Linked DNA regions of Mus musculus: region 1 is linked to region 2. Evidence: chromatin loops called from intact Hi-C (ENCODE). Cell type or tissue: left cerebral cortex. All regions are shown on one strand. Each heading gives the region's core, and the rest is flanking DNA. Links, peaks and the distances in the headings are about the cores only.

Region 1 (7,463 bases), core at 1,267-6,266, 360 kb after region 2:
AGATGCAGTACCAGGACGCCTGGAGGGGAGAGAGGCAGCTGTCACCTGTGCTCTGCGCTCTGTTTCACAGCATTCGGCCTCCTCTATCTGGATGGAGCAAAATCAACGATCTTCCAAAGAGAATGGTACACTATACTCGTGTGTTAAACTGCAAAGGTCTAAGCTTATACGCACCTCCGACATCTTGACAAAGTAACGACAAACATGGGGCTTGCTTCCCTGAGACAATCAAGACACACACACCCAGTGTGTGTGTGATGTATGTAGGTCAGAAGGAAGACTTGGTTGTCGGTCCTTGCCTTCTACCTTGTTTGAGATAGGACCATTGTTTTCCCCACATAAAAACAACAGACTAGCTGGCCCACGAGCCTTCAGCGCTCCTCCCAGCTCACCCTCCCTGCTCCACATAGGAACTCTGGCATTACAAACTCTCATGCCTGGCCTTTCCATACGTTCTGGGGATTGGAACCCAGATCGTATGCTTAGCAAGCGCTTTTACCTACCGAGCCCTTCCCCACGCCCACCCCCAGGCCCACATCATTGCCTACTTTAATCACTATTGCTGATTGACATTAGTAAGCTGGAATGTGCTTCCCTCGATATCCGCTATACACAGTGATGGGTCCCACAGAGACATTTCAGACAAGTACCCCATGCACTGTGACCACGCTCACACTTTCTCCTCCCCTCTTACTGCTCTCACTCCTTCGCCCAGTCTCCCCTCTGCTCCCGTAGCCTGCATGCATGCATACGTCAATGTGTCTACAGAAAAGCTGGAATTTAAGAATGGGAGACGCGTGCACTGGTTGTCTATCTGAGTCTGATTCATTTTCTTATGATCTTTGCCATTTTCCTAAAGAACAACATGAGTCATTCTTTTTATGGCTGAGTGAAACTTCATCATGGATGTATTCTGTTTTCTTCACCCATTGTCTGTTGATGGACACCTAGGCAGGTTCAAAACTTAACTATTGTGAATATGGCTAAAAACATAGGCATGTAAGCATCCCTTAATGTCTGCCTGCTACAAGCCCAGAACTTGGTGATACAGTAACAATGTGTTTTTGTTTCTGGGGACTTTTGACCCTAATTTTCACCATGCAAAGAAACGGGAACTAATTCTATTTCCACCAGCAGTGTGTAAGCGCTCCTGTTGCCTGCATCCTCACCAGCACTTGTTGTTATTTGTTTTCTTGTGACTGGAATGAGGCGGGATCTCAGCACTGCTTTAGGTGGCTTGCCTAAGTGGCTAAGAATAGTGAACATTTTTCATATGATTATTGGCTACTTTCAATTTCTCATTTGAGAATTGTCTGTCCATTTCTAGAGGCATGGGCATTTGTGAGCCACCTGGTGTGGGTGCTGGGAACCAAGCCAGAGTCCTCTGCAAGAGGCAGTAAGTGTTCTTAGCCACTGCACTCTTTCTCCAGCCCCAAACTTAAGCCCTTTATATAATCTAAACATTAAGCCTCTGTCAGTGCCATGACTAGCCAGGACTTCTCTCCTTCTATAAACCGCCTCTTCACCAGATTGCATCTTTGACTGTACACAGTTCTGTAATGTCATGCAATCACATTTGTCAAATCTTTCTTTGGCCTGAGCTATCCCAGTCCTTTCCACAAAGTTTTCTTCAAATACAGCCTGTGCCTAGATATTGAGGCGCCCTCCCCCAAAGAAAATTCAAAGTTTCAGGTGCCATATTAAGATCTTTGACTTATTTTGAATTGATTTTTTACAGCAAGGTTTAAGACTCTGGTCTCATTTTTCTTCATATGGACCCCTGGTCCTGCCCACACAATTTGCTTGCAAAGGCTGTATTCTCTCCAGCGTATGTGTTAGGCATCTTTGTCAAAGATCCTGCGGCTAATATTCACTCCATTCCTTTGAGATGGAACTGCTACTGTCTTGAGGAACTGAGATGCAGAAAGACCAGAGCATTTTAACTCAGAGCAAACAGACCCAGACATTAATGCCAAAGACAGCTTCATCTTGAGGGGACAAGATGAGAAAAGGGATCGCGTCTAAAAGACGTTCATGTGACATAAACACATGAGGAAATCAACAGGGGCTGGGAGAGAGGTGAGGCACTGAGACTCGTACAACCTTTGTGTGCAAGAAAACCTGAAGAAAACTCACTGACTCAAGCAAGAACTGGCATCTTATCTCCATGAGTGGCTCTCAACCCGATTCCACTCCAGGCTGTTTGTTTGTTAATTAGTTTGTTTGTTTGTTTGTTTGTTTGTTTGTTTGTTTGTTTGTTTGAGACAGTGTGTCTCTATGTAGCCCTTGCTGTCCTAGAACTCACTCTGTAGACCAGGTTGGTCCCAAACTCATTAGAGATCCGCCTGCCTCTGCTTCTAGAGTGCTGGGATTAAAGTTGTTGGCAGTCGCTGCCCAGCTTCTAGGTTGCTTTTTAAAAGAGTAGTTTGTACAGAATAGAATGCTCTCTAAAATGACCACTAGCCAAGCTACCCAAGGCTGCCTAGCTTCAACAAGTGAGGTTTTTCTGGTATACCTGTCTAATCCTTTGTGCTTCCAGAGAAGGGCTCTCAGGTGATTATGATACATGTGACTAATTAAGAGTGCCAGCCATCATGAGCAGGAAGGAGGAGAGAGAAAGAAGAGAGCTGAGGGGCTGGAGGCTGGAGGACAAAGGTAAAGGTCAGATGAAAGAAAAGGAAACACAAACTCAGAAATAACGGACTTAGCATCCCTTGCTTACCCACACAGAAAGAGTACACTTTCCGTGGGGGGGGGGGGGAAGTGGAGCCGGCGGGGTGCAGAAAGACTGTGTTGCATGACAGATTGTTATTGCTCTAAATTATACCACACAAAACCAAGAGCAAATTCTCTCTAAAAGCATTATTACAAGCAGATTTTATATTTTTATTTTGCTCCCAGTCTGTGTAACACAAAGAAGCAATGTGTAATTAGAATCTACATAAGAATAGAGACGGTGTGAACAAATCACTAACTTTGGAAATAAGATTTTATAGACAATGTAAGTAACATTAGCATTTGCAACTATAGAAACAGATTTTAATGAAGTAATGGCTTAGGAGGAGGCTTCACAGAGACAAAAGATGGCCAAACCAGCAAGCCAGAAAATTTACATGAGCCCACAGCACCACCTAGTGGTCATAGAGAGGAAGCAGCGGGCAAACTTTCCTGAACCAATTCTCCAAATAACTAATTTACATAAATGTTATTATATATGTGCCTTTAAAAAGCACGAGAGCTACAAGTCAAATATAAGGAGCTAATGTCTTCCTATGTTCATGCAACATACGATAAAACTGTCACTAAATAGTAATACTGAAAACAAATAATGGTTTGGGCTAAACCAAAATATTTGAAAACAAACACTAAATAGCATAACCCTCGTTCTGTACTAATTTTCTAAAACCAGCGAAGCCTTACTCTTAGCACAGGTTTCCAAAATCTCCAAAATTGAACTCCTAGTCCTAAAACATCCTCACAGCAGCAGTCGTATGTGAGATAAATGCTATTTCTCCTCCAATTTCAAAAGACAGAATAACAAAGAAGTGACAAAAACTGTTCTCAAGGGAGTCCACAACCATCCATCGAAGGTGCACGCCCATCCGCCTAAAGTCCACCACGTCCATCTACAAGATCACGCCCATTGAGCTAAAGTCCATTCCATCCATCTAAAAATCACTCTCAAGAATGAGTCACATCGCACCCGTGTTTAACTTGGTGCCTGTTAACTCACACAGAACTTGACAGCAGACAGACATTCAAAAGAAAAGAAAAGCTCATTGTATTGAATTAACAAAAAAAAATCACAAAATAATGCAATCCAGACTATATAACTCCAGTAATTGTTTTGATAAATTCTACTTCATGTGCTTAATAAAAGTAAATGAAAGTCGTTGGCTAATGTTAATAATGTTATATATTAGTTCAGTCTCTCTCTTCTTAAATGTCTCGAGCTGGCTGCGAGCTTGCTGTGGGGCCTGCGATGACCAGGAACTGATCTTTCGGCCTCCACCTCCAAAGCGCTGAGATTAAAGGCCTGTGGTACCACACCTAGTCTGTGCGGCTGAAGGGACAAAGCAGGGACTTCATCGGTGCTGGACAAACTCTCGACTAACTGCACACATCTCCAGCACTCCCTCACTTGGCTTCTTTTCACAAAAAAAAAAAAACATGCTTCACAAACGAGAAGCTTGAAACTGTATTTGGCCTTTGTAAAGTTGTTCTGTGGGTTAGCAGCAGAGCTAGAATTGTAAACTTATATAGGCTTGACTTCAAAGTCTCTGTGTGCAAAATGCCCTAAAGATAATCAAAGATAGGAATGAATTGTGGCCCAACATCAAAGGGGGCCTAAAAGAGCGATATTTAAAATATAAACTAGCTGGAGCTGATTTCTTGTTAGGAAATGAAATCCCAAGAGGTATTCCCATTTAGGCCGAGTCCGGGACTTGGGGATGGGAGATGAGGCTCGTTCTAATAAATGCTGAAAGATTTGCAGTTGAAGAGACATCTCCATTGTCTCTTGTTTCCACAATGACCTGGGGAGAATATACACAGAATCTCTAGACCTGCAACCTTCAAATTCTGTGTCCTGCTGCTTTGTCCCCAACGCTGGCTCTCGGAGGAGACAGCCTCCTCCAGTGTCTGATTCTGCTTCAGCTCTCTACCTTGAGCACAGTTTCACTGTGACAAAGGCACACAGAGGGAACTGTTTTTTCTCTTCCCGTGTGTTTGACATAGCTTTAGAAGACAATTCATAAAGGGAGAATATCATGAATAAATTAAGTATAGATAAGACATGAAAATACTAAATATCTGGTGTTTGGTGCTTATAAGTAAGATTATTTGGGTCCTGAGAGCGACAGTGGTAAGGGTTACTATAGTCACGGGAGCGCTTAGGTCGTGTGGCGTGGGGGCAGCACCTGGGAGGGCACGGTACCTTAACCTCTGAGATGAACGGCGCGGGCTTCAGGGTCACAGAGCAGTGAGTCCGGGCCAGCAGGATGGGTGGGGGAGGAATTCTGCTCTTCTTTATTTTTGAGCTCCCCAAGAACTTCTGATAGGAATATAGGGCATTTTGTTCTGCTTCGACCTTCTCAATTAAGGCATTCGCTTCCTGTAACGAAGTGTGAAAATAGAAAAATACATTTCAGGAGCTTGAGCCTTTTCTATATTTGCAGAATTCTCTTGTGGTAAACGCTCTCTTTCTATATACCGTTTCTTGAATCCCAGAGGCATACATACACATGTCACTATGGATCATGGGCTGGTGTTTGTAGGACTATTAAAAAAAAGACTACTAAATGAACGTCTTCGATGGAAACAGACGCGTATGTCTAAATGCAATGGCCATATATTATTAATGGGGGGCATTTTGTCTTTAAATCCACAAAATATCTACCATCAGACTTTATTGTGCTTTGAAAATTCATAACACAGATACCTGCATTTGCACTGATAAGCCACAATCCTATTCTTAGTACAACTTGCAATGTGACTCTCAAGAAATAAAGACTATTGATACATGTGGTTCATCAAAGGAGTGTCCTTGGGAGTTTATATCATCAAGATGTCAATTCTGTGATTCTGATACAGAGACAATACCAAACTATCAGTGCTAAACCATATTTAAAGTCAGATGAGCTGCATCAGCAGAGATGTGTAACTTCCTCGCAATACTAATAACACTAGTTAAAATAATAATAGTAATATTTTAGTCTCGATAATCATAGGCAGAACAGACATATGTCTTTATTTTTATAAGATATTTAAACAGGGTAGAGAGAGGGGTTTGGCAGTTCATTCTTCCAGAGGACCCACATTTCTTCCCAACCCCCATGTATTGGTTCACAACCTCTTGTAATCCCAGCTCCAGGGGATCCAATGGCCTCTCTGGCCACTGTGTGTACCAAGCATACACTGGGTGCTCATATTTACATCCAGGAAAACACTCATACACTTAAAATAAAAGTCATAACTATTTTTAAAGGTATTTGAGCATCTTAAATATCCACGACTAATTTTCAGAAACCCAATAAACTAGGAAAAAATCGTTAGCATCCTTAAAATAGTAAGTTCAGTTAATAGACCGAGTATTAGCATAGCACTCTTGGTGCTCACAATGAACCACTAAGGAAGTTTCCAGGGGAGCCCAAAAGGAGATGGAGGGCTACCATTCCCTTGCTTTTAGAAGCTCTGCCCTGTTGACAAATGCGAAAGAGAATCTCCTGCGACCAATGCCTGTTTACCAAATCCCAGGCATTCCCATTCTGCTCCAGTAAGCTTGTGTTGTTTCTCTCACAGGGGGCATGTAGGGTTTGAAAGAATCACATCTGGAGCTCACTGGATTTCAAGCCCGCTAAATAAATGCCTGGACATGGAGTGATGTTTTTATCAACTTCTGTTCCTGACTCTGAAAACATCCTCTAAGACCTATTGAAGGGCAAACTTCTCTGCAGGAATTTTTGTAATGGCTGTGAACATGTCTTCTGTCTGAATCTTCTGTAGATACTATACCTACCCCTCTATTTACCCTAAACCTCTAAGACCATTCACTTCTGTGCATTCCTCCCTTCCCAGAAGCATCACATCTTGTCAGCTGGTTCCAGACCTCCTGGAGCATCATCTCCACTGACATCTCTGACAGCCCTGGGTTCTGAGCACCCCTTCCTACTCGTCTTCGCTAATCTCATTTCAGTGGGTATCGTGTCGTATGTTATCTGCAGACCCAGATGGCCATCCCTTGTTCTGAATGCCCTGGTGATGGGAACAATACTTGGTTTATGTCTTTGGATTCAGTCGTTGTATTCTAAATGAAAGTCACACAGGGCTGTGATGGCGAAGAAGCGCGTTTACTACAATGCACTTTAAACGGATGCGTTCAAAGCACTCTGACTGGGTCTTGGCCAACTTTAAGAGGAGATTTCTGGCTCAGATTATGTGGCCCAATTTAAACCATGTTAACAGGAATGTCAACGTTTGTATCAAAAAGTAGTGAAAGAAACGTGCAAAAACCTAAGGCCTAGATTTGGGTTAAATAAATTCCATAACAGAACTCAAGGCAAACTCTAATGCCTGTTAGAAATAAAGCCTCAACTCGGGAAGGCTCCTCTTGCAGCTGCTGGGAGAGTTCATTCAGGAGAAAGTGCCTAGGGATGGTTTAAGGTCTTCAACCACACAGGAGGAGAAAGTATCTGAGGGGGAAGGAAGGTGGAGAACTCAAGAGGGAAAAAGTCACAGAACCCGCTGGGCTCAGTTTTAAAGGGGTGTTTCTAGAACAATGTTTTAGCAAACCAAGGTCTCACAACTGCAAAATCTGGACAACCATTCCAAGTCTTAGTTCAATACTTGCGTTCCCAGACAAGTCACGTGATGAAAAGAGCTAACCAACCTCCCTTTCCCGACAGCCCTTGGAAATTAGAAGGGCTTACCGAACCTAAAGGGAGGAATGACCCTTTTACTGACTG
Region 2 (7,463 bases), core at 1,311-6,310:
TCCAGCTTATACTCTGAATTCAGAAGAATGATCATGCAAAAAAACAATCCAAAATGCTTGTAATCAATTCCTTGCAAACTACCTCTTCCTTGCCGGAAAGGTGCCCACACATTGGCCTACACAAAAGCACTCCAGAATGCGTTTGGACTGCACAGTGGCCTCTCCGATTCCCCTCTACCTTATCAACAACTCCAAAGGTAACTCTCTTGAGCTATTTGTGGAAAGCTCTTTTGTTTTAACAGGAGTGATTGTGATGGAACGAAGAGAAGATATTTCATACATCCTCTTTGCCATCCACGGTCTTCTATTGTCTCTACAGGCAGGCAAGACCAAAGGATACAAGGCCAAAGAATATATCAGTAGACTAACATTTAATTTACTGAAGCCCAATAGAAGAGAGAGAAATGCACTGATTTTCTAACTGTTCCATACATATCAGTGCCAAGCGGCTTAGCGGCTTGCCCTGATGTCAGGGATATTTCCTCCTCTTGTACCAAGTGTTCAGCCAACACCAGATCCTGAGCAGGACCCCCTACAGAGAACCCTGTTCTGACAACTGCTCCCTTTGCCCTTTTACAAAACACAAACCTGAAAGTTGACCATCACCTACCCTGTTAGCAACCACAAACATTTTTCATTCCAACAAAGAAATAGCATTCTAAAACCTTAAAGACTTTTACATATGTAGCTAGATGTTGCGTTTTAAATACTCCCATCTCTTTTTCATCTTCTGGTGACTTTCTGTGTGCGTAATGTTACCTGCAGGTGGGGGGTGGGAGGAGACCAAGAAAAGAAAAAAGACTTTCCCCACACTTCCAGTGAACAGCCAGTAAAAGCTTAAAGAAAACACAGGGGAAATTCTATGTAAATTGCCTGCCTGTTCTTAGAATTTAGCCCAACATGATTCAATTTCACACTAAACACACTAAACACAGCAGAGATATAGGAGACAAAAGGGGAGAGATGAATTGTTCGATGTATGTTCTAAAACAAAATAACGTCATTCTTTTCAGAGCAGATTCTTGTCAACTTCTCCTCCTCTGCAGATAAATAAGAAGCATTTTAAAATAACTAGTCACCATAAATTTTGATGTTGCAAAGTAAAGCCCCCCAAATGGTCTGTGCTGCTTCAAGAATGAAAAGCTTCCAGTGCCTTTATTCTGGACACAGCGTTGCACCCTAGAAAACACATAAAGCTTTAAAGCCACACCAGGATCTGGACGCGATTCTATATTTTACTTTAGGAGACCCACTTTAAATGCTCTCTTGGAAATACAATGTCAAACAAGTAACCTTATAAATACATTTTAATAGTAAAAACTTGTTAGTGGACTATGTTTAGAGTCACTTGTGAAAATTATTGGAGTTTTAAGCTAGGGGCAAATTTAAAACACCAGTTTCATGGTGGGGTTTTTTTTTTCCGCTAAAACATAAATACAGTACGCATATTAAATACCTATAAAAAAAAGACAATGGGCTACCATAAAATGTAAATGAATGTTAAAATGTATTGTATTAAATGCTTCATTTTCGGATCCCAGGAATCATAATCAGAGATTGCAGAGCCCCTTTATTCAAGCCTAAAGAAAACTGAAGGAAGTTAAAAAAGAAAAAAAAAATTTTTTTTTTGAGACAGCTGTGCCCTCTGGAGGTGGCATTTGGGAATTAAATAAATCTGTCTTCAACCAGTAACAATGACTTTTCCAAAGAACTGGACATGTATTGGAAACGTACAGAAGGCTTAGAAGGTTTCATTTGTGGTCCTTTCTTTGTATTAAACCAACTTTCAGTGAGTACTCATTTAGAATTTCAATTTAGACCTGTTCACATGGGTGCCCAACATTCTGGGGAGGAATGTTCAGATCTGAAAGACAGTCATCAGGGACTTGGCTGGATGTTATAAAGAGAAAGAGCCGTGCTCCCAAATCCAGTGCCTCCCAGCCTGCCCTGCTGGACTACAGGGAGAAGCTGCCCAGTAGCTTCCTGCTCTCTACCCCACTTCCTGCTTCTCACCCAGCTTCCCACTTCCCATCCCACCTCCTGGCATTTCTAGAGAGAGCTTGACCAGCCAGGCCAGCAAATGAATCTGCATTGTCTTTTCAGAAGAATCCCTACCTCTTATCTTCAGTTTGTCTATACATATTTGCTTTTCAAGTAACAGCAGGTACATGTCTCCACCAGTAGACTACGTTATTCCAGTGGGAAGCATATGAGAAAATAAGTACACCTTTGTTGGAGTTTTTGAGATAGAAATTAATAAAGTTAGCTTTATGTATTTAGAATTTCAATAAGACAGGAGAGGGAAAACTGAAGGAGATAATTGTGGGAGGAGGATCGAAAGAAACAATCCCCCAGAATTGTCCTCACTTGATGCTAGAAAAGAACAAAGCACAGAGAGAGGGATGACATCTTAATTGTGCTTGCTGGGATGTGAGTGAATGCTGTTTGTGGCATCTTGAAATGAAGCAGAGAAAGGAAAAGAATTGAGTAATGCCAGTGTGCGGAGAGGGAGTGTAATTACTATCAGTCGGAGCGGAGGGGAGCAAGCCCAAATACCAGTGGGATGTGGCTCTTGCAGCTGTGTCTGCAGGTGGGACTGAGTAGGAGGAGGTTGTGAGGGAAGGAGGCAGTGTTCTTCTGGCTGCACCTGCATCTTGATTCTGATTCCCAAGGTTGGCCCAAAGGCATCTCCTCCTCCTCCTCCTCCTCCTCCTCCTCCTCCTCCTCCTCCTCCTCCTCCTCCTCCTCCTCTTCCTCCTCTTCCTCCTCCAGGAAACAAACTCCACTGAATAAATAGCAGAGTTACCAGCGTCCTACTACCAGGCTCTAGTTCCAGCTTAGGGAGGTAGCCTGAAGTATGGATTCTTAATTCAAGGTCACTAGCCCTTTGCACCTTTCTCTCAAAGTGCCTCTATCCTGGGCTCCTTAAAGAGGCCCAGAAGCAAAGACATTTCAAAGAAGACTACTTTGAGCCCATGGACATTACAGGTGACCTCCTGTTCCCACCAAGAGGACATGCTCAACTTCCCCAAATATGAAACCAAGCATTTAAGGAACATCGGTGGTCAGGACAGGGACGTAACAAGCTATGTCAGGCTGCCCTTCCTTGCCCAGATCACTTCATCTGTCTTCATCAGAAGCCTACTCATGAGTCTTCTGAGACTGCTGCACCTGTGTTCCAGCACCTCAGAGGGCACTGGCAGAGAGCCTCACTGCCCACCATCACACACTGCCTGGATCTTGGACCCAACCATTTCAGAATGACCAGTCCCCTAGGTAGGACAGAACCAAGGACACAGCTGTGTGATCTTGGATGGGTAATAAGATCTAGGATGCAGCCATGGGATACTAGTTACCTGCTGTGAGCCTTGGGCTTCTCGTTATGGAAACTGATGACACTAATATCAAAGCCAGAGCTACCAGTCATGATCATAGGCTCATCAGCTCGTTCATTCATTCATTCATTCATTCATTCTTCATTCAGCAAACAAGCCTATATATTCCAGGCTCTATGGAGGCACTGGAAGAACTCTACTCAAAGCTGCCCTCTAGGACCTCAGCTCCAGAAGACTTAACTGAAAGGATGACCTAGGCCTTTCATCTGTAAGACTTCCTAGCCCAGCTTCTAGCACATACAGTGCCTTTGGGAAACATTGCTGCTGCTTAAAATTAAAGGTTAGCATCCCCATCTGTTCTGTCTTCTTCTTGCAGATGAGAGATTGCCAAGTCCCAGAGCCAGGCAAAAACCTTGTTTGATGAACAAAGGATGCGACTGAAGCTCCTTAGAGGATGGAAGAGAGGAGGAGGGGGAAGGCTCTGTGCCCCAGTGAGACAAACAACCCTGGGACCGATCACCAGCCTGTGGCTACCTTCACAGAAACTCCTGGTTATCTGGAAGGTAGCCTTCCTTCAGGAAAGGACATCATATATTTGAGAGACTGACCAATCCCAAGAAAAAGGGAGCTTCTTTTAGCCAGAAGGTGTGGATCTGCTCAGGGGTCACCTTTCCCCCATGACTAACCTTCCCACTAACACCTTCTGTAGGCATCCTGGAGTTAGCCACTGTCACCCCATTTGAGGCAGTGTTTTCAGAGGCAATTAAAAAAAAAAACCTTTTCGTCAGAGTTCTCCATCAAAAATCTGATCTGAGATGGTCATTTACACTACTGCTTTGCAAACGGCAGCTCTTGGGCAAATGGAAATGTTCCTCTTGACTAGCTAAATTTTTGCAGTGTTCAGCTCCTCAAAATAAAGATGGGGTCTCTATCATTTTTCTACCTACTACAAACAAGACTTTTTTTAAAATGCATTTTAGAAAGATTCATTGGACTTCCATTGTTACAGAATAAATCATCACCAATTTTGTAGCTAAATCTGTTCATATTTATTATCTCATGGTGTGCATGCTGTAGGCACAGAACCCTGAACTCCTCTTGAGATGCACGACAGGCATCCTTCTCTGGAGGCTCTACTGTGAAGAGATGCTCTTCCAAGCTCCCTCTGGCCATGAGCAGAATTCCCTTCCTGTGGGCACAAGACAGAAGTCCTGCTGTTTTGCTATCTGTTGGTCAAGGATCACACACAGCTCCTGGAGGCCACTCTCTGGTTTACTATACTTCACAATAAGGCCCCTTTCTATTGGTCCTCTCATTCTTCCAAACTTGTCTAAAACTCTTCTGATTACATAATAGTCTTGCTGGTCAGTTCTCAGTCTCTAATGAGGAACAAAGCCATGGGCACAATAGCTTATCATATTCACAGGGAAAGGGATTATAGTCTGAGTTGCTGTAACAAAATGCTGTACACTGGGTGATTTCACAAATATTTCTTCCAGTTCCAGAGGCTGGAAAGCCAACGATTAAGGTGACAAGTGACGCAGGTCCCGCTGATGACCTCTCCTAGGTTGGCAGAGTCACACCCTCATTCCCATCCCTCATTCTCACAAGGCAGCAGGAAAGACCACCATCCACCCTTAACACAGTACCACTGAGGATTAGAGCTTGATCATTTACACTTTGGGAAATTAAGATGTCCATCCCATAGCAACAGAACATACAAGGGAGAGGGAGTCTTGCAAGTCACCTTAGATTTCTGTAGAATTTACTTGTAAAGAAAATAACAAGAACATTTAAAGCTCACATAATATACTCGCTGCGGACATGAGGTTTCTAGCTTACAAACTCATGTTGAAAGGCCACATGGATCCATGACTGGGAGAACCTCTCTCTCCCTATCAGCTCTTTAGACTTTAAAATGGCCCTGTTGCCCCTATTCACCTCTGTGCAAATGGGAATTTAAGTCATCATAGGGATTCAGAGAATTAAAGCCATTACCGAGTGCCCGGGGTACAGAAGGCCACTGTCATCACCCCGTGGAGCCTTTGATGTGGCACTGAGACAGCAATTAAAACGGAGAGGTCAGGAGAACATACCTGTGGCCAGAAAACAGCTCTGACCCCTTACCTTGGACTGCTCATCAGGACCTAGTTTCTGAATATCCATTTTCCATCCTTTCTGCAATTAAAATAACAAGATTTTCTCCAAGATCTTTATAATACTGGGAGATAAAATGGAGCACCCCAGTTAGGCTAGAGAGATGGCCCAACATGTAAAGTGCTGGCCATCCAAGAGCTAAGTTTGATCATGTTAAAAATCTGGGCGCAGTGGTACACGCCTGTAATCCCAATGCTACCCAGCTAGAAACAGAAGAGACTTCCTAGGACTTACTGGCAAGCCAGCCTACCAGAATTGACAATCTCGGAGTTCTATTAAGAAACTGTGTTTCAAAAAGTAAAGTGGAGTGTCACTGAGGGAGACTTCTGATGACAATTTCTAGCTTACACACACACATACACACACACACACACACAGAGATACATACACACACATGCACACACACACTCATGCCCACATGCATACACAGGTGCACACACATGTGTTCACACCACAATCAATGCACTATGCAAATGACAAGAGGAAAGGGATCAGGAAACCTACAGTCAGCTTAGACAAGCTGTTTCTCGTGGTATAGACAACATACCTAGCACAATGTGGGGATCCATGGGGCTTACAGATGCCCATGAAGCACAGCATCTGGACTTAAGCATATACTGTCAAATTAGTAAGACAGTGCTTTCACCCAGTGGACAGTTTAAACCTCTGACAGGACTGTGTCACAAGAGTCCTGTGTTCAAGAGTCCTACTCATAAACTCCTACCCAGAGCCTGGGAGCTTGCGGCCTCATGAGGTGGTCCAGTCAGGCAATTGGAGCCGCTGATTCTGCTAAGGTACCACGCTTCGGGTGCTCGGCCTAAGGTGTTTGCCAAAACAGACCAACATGCAATGGTATGAAGAGGGCCAGAGATAGACAGTCAGAAGCACCAATGGCTCCATTCTCTTCTGCTGGTCAAAGGAAAAATCAGGTCAGATGGTCCTAAGAGGGCCTGTTGGCATAGAAAGGAATAAGATCTGTTGCTGTCACAGACTGCTGAGTTGCTCAAGGCTGAAAGCAACAGACAGGCTGTTCTACAGTTCTAGGGGGCAGAGTTTTACATCAGTTCGCCTGGGCACCAACAAGGTTTCAATGGGGCCATGCAATTTCCATGAACTTGAAAGCAGATCCATTTTTTTTTCTTGCCCTTTCAAACAGCTAAAGAAAACCTGCATCCCTTGGCTCATGGATTCGTGGAGCTCAACCTCTACAGGCACTATCAGGGCTGTTTCTCTGACTTTACACCTCTCTCTTTAAAAATGCTATTTGTGATTGTACTGGGCCCCATCTTGACATCCTAGGGCACTTTTTTTCCCCCACTAAGTTCTACCAATGGCCCTTTTGCCAGTAAGATAAATTCCTAGTGTAAGGGATTAGAATATGAGCATTTCAAGGATCCATTTTTCTTCCTAACAGGAGTGTCTATCTGAGTTAGATACCAGTGAGCAACCCACCCTCCACTGAAAGCCCACTTACTCTACCAACATGTTAAAGATTAGAACTATCTGCATCAACATAGCTTTGTTTATGTTTTCATAAGAAAAAAGATGCTGGGCTGTAGAAATGGTCATCATCAGAAGGAGCTCCTAAATGCCAGTGGTCAGGTACCATTTAATAACATGAGAACAGAACCTATATTTCAATGGTATTCGTACTTCTTTTTTAACCATAGTGTTTGCAAACAGCTGTGATTATTGCTAACACCTATATTCCCCTGACCCACTTTCTAACTAGTCTCTAAATTGACTTGATTCCTCCTATTTTTATTGACAGTTCAGTGACAGGTACAAATTATTCCACTGTTTCCTATGGCAACCAAAGCACCTCGAAAGAAAAAAAAATAAAGATTAAAATGAGAGGAGGAAGGGTTAGGAGGAGAGAAGAAAGAGGAAGAAGAAGAGGAGAAAGAGGAGGAAGGGGAAGGAGGACGTTGGCATCAATAAGTCATTGTACAAGTGAAGTTGAGTGCTAAC

Evidence for each region. Hi-C counts contacts between places; a loop is a spot of excess contacts. Peaks named below come from ENCODE experiments on the same cell type or tissue, not always from the same donor. Only the 100,000 strongest peaks of a DNase experiment are listed, where the experiment ranks them.
Region 1: it touches region 2 in a loop (4-fold over the local background); 7 of 42 quality-filtered maps call a loop at or near these places.

Annotation. Positions count from the first base shown.
Region 1 is chr10:93,011,499-93,018,961 of GRCm38, forward strand. It overlaps Cfap54 (cilia and flagella associated protein 54), which reads right to left. Exons shown (of 68, transcript NM_001347060.2): 20 at 4,937-5,113; 21 at 1-19. Among named protein-coding and RNA genes, the nearest start is that of Gm40739, 60 kb to the right of the region's middle. In left cerebral cortex, for the core only: a CTCF peak has its summit at 3,145 (motif pointing left); DNase peaks (open chromatin) are centred at 1,382 and 3,120.
Region 2 is chr10:92,650,950-92,658,412 of GRCm38, forward strand. Gm31822 (a long non-coding RNA gene) reads left to right here. Exons shown (of 3, transcript XR_380678.2): 2 at 1-197; 3 at 3,712-3,905. Among named protein-coding and RNA genes, the nearest start is that of Gm31822, 11 kb to the left of the region's middle. In left cerebral cortex, for the core only: a CTCF peak has its summit at 1,641 (motif pointing left); DNase peaks (open chromatin) are centred at 1,659, 1,894 and 3,735.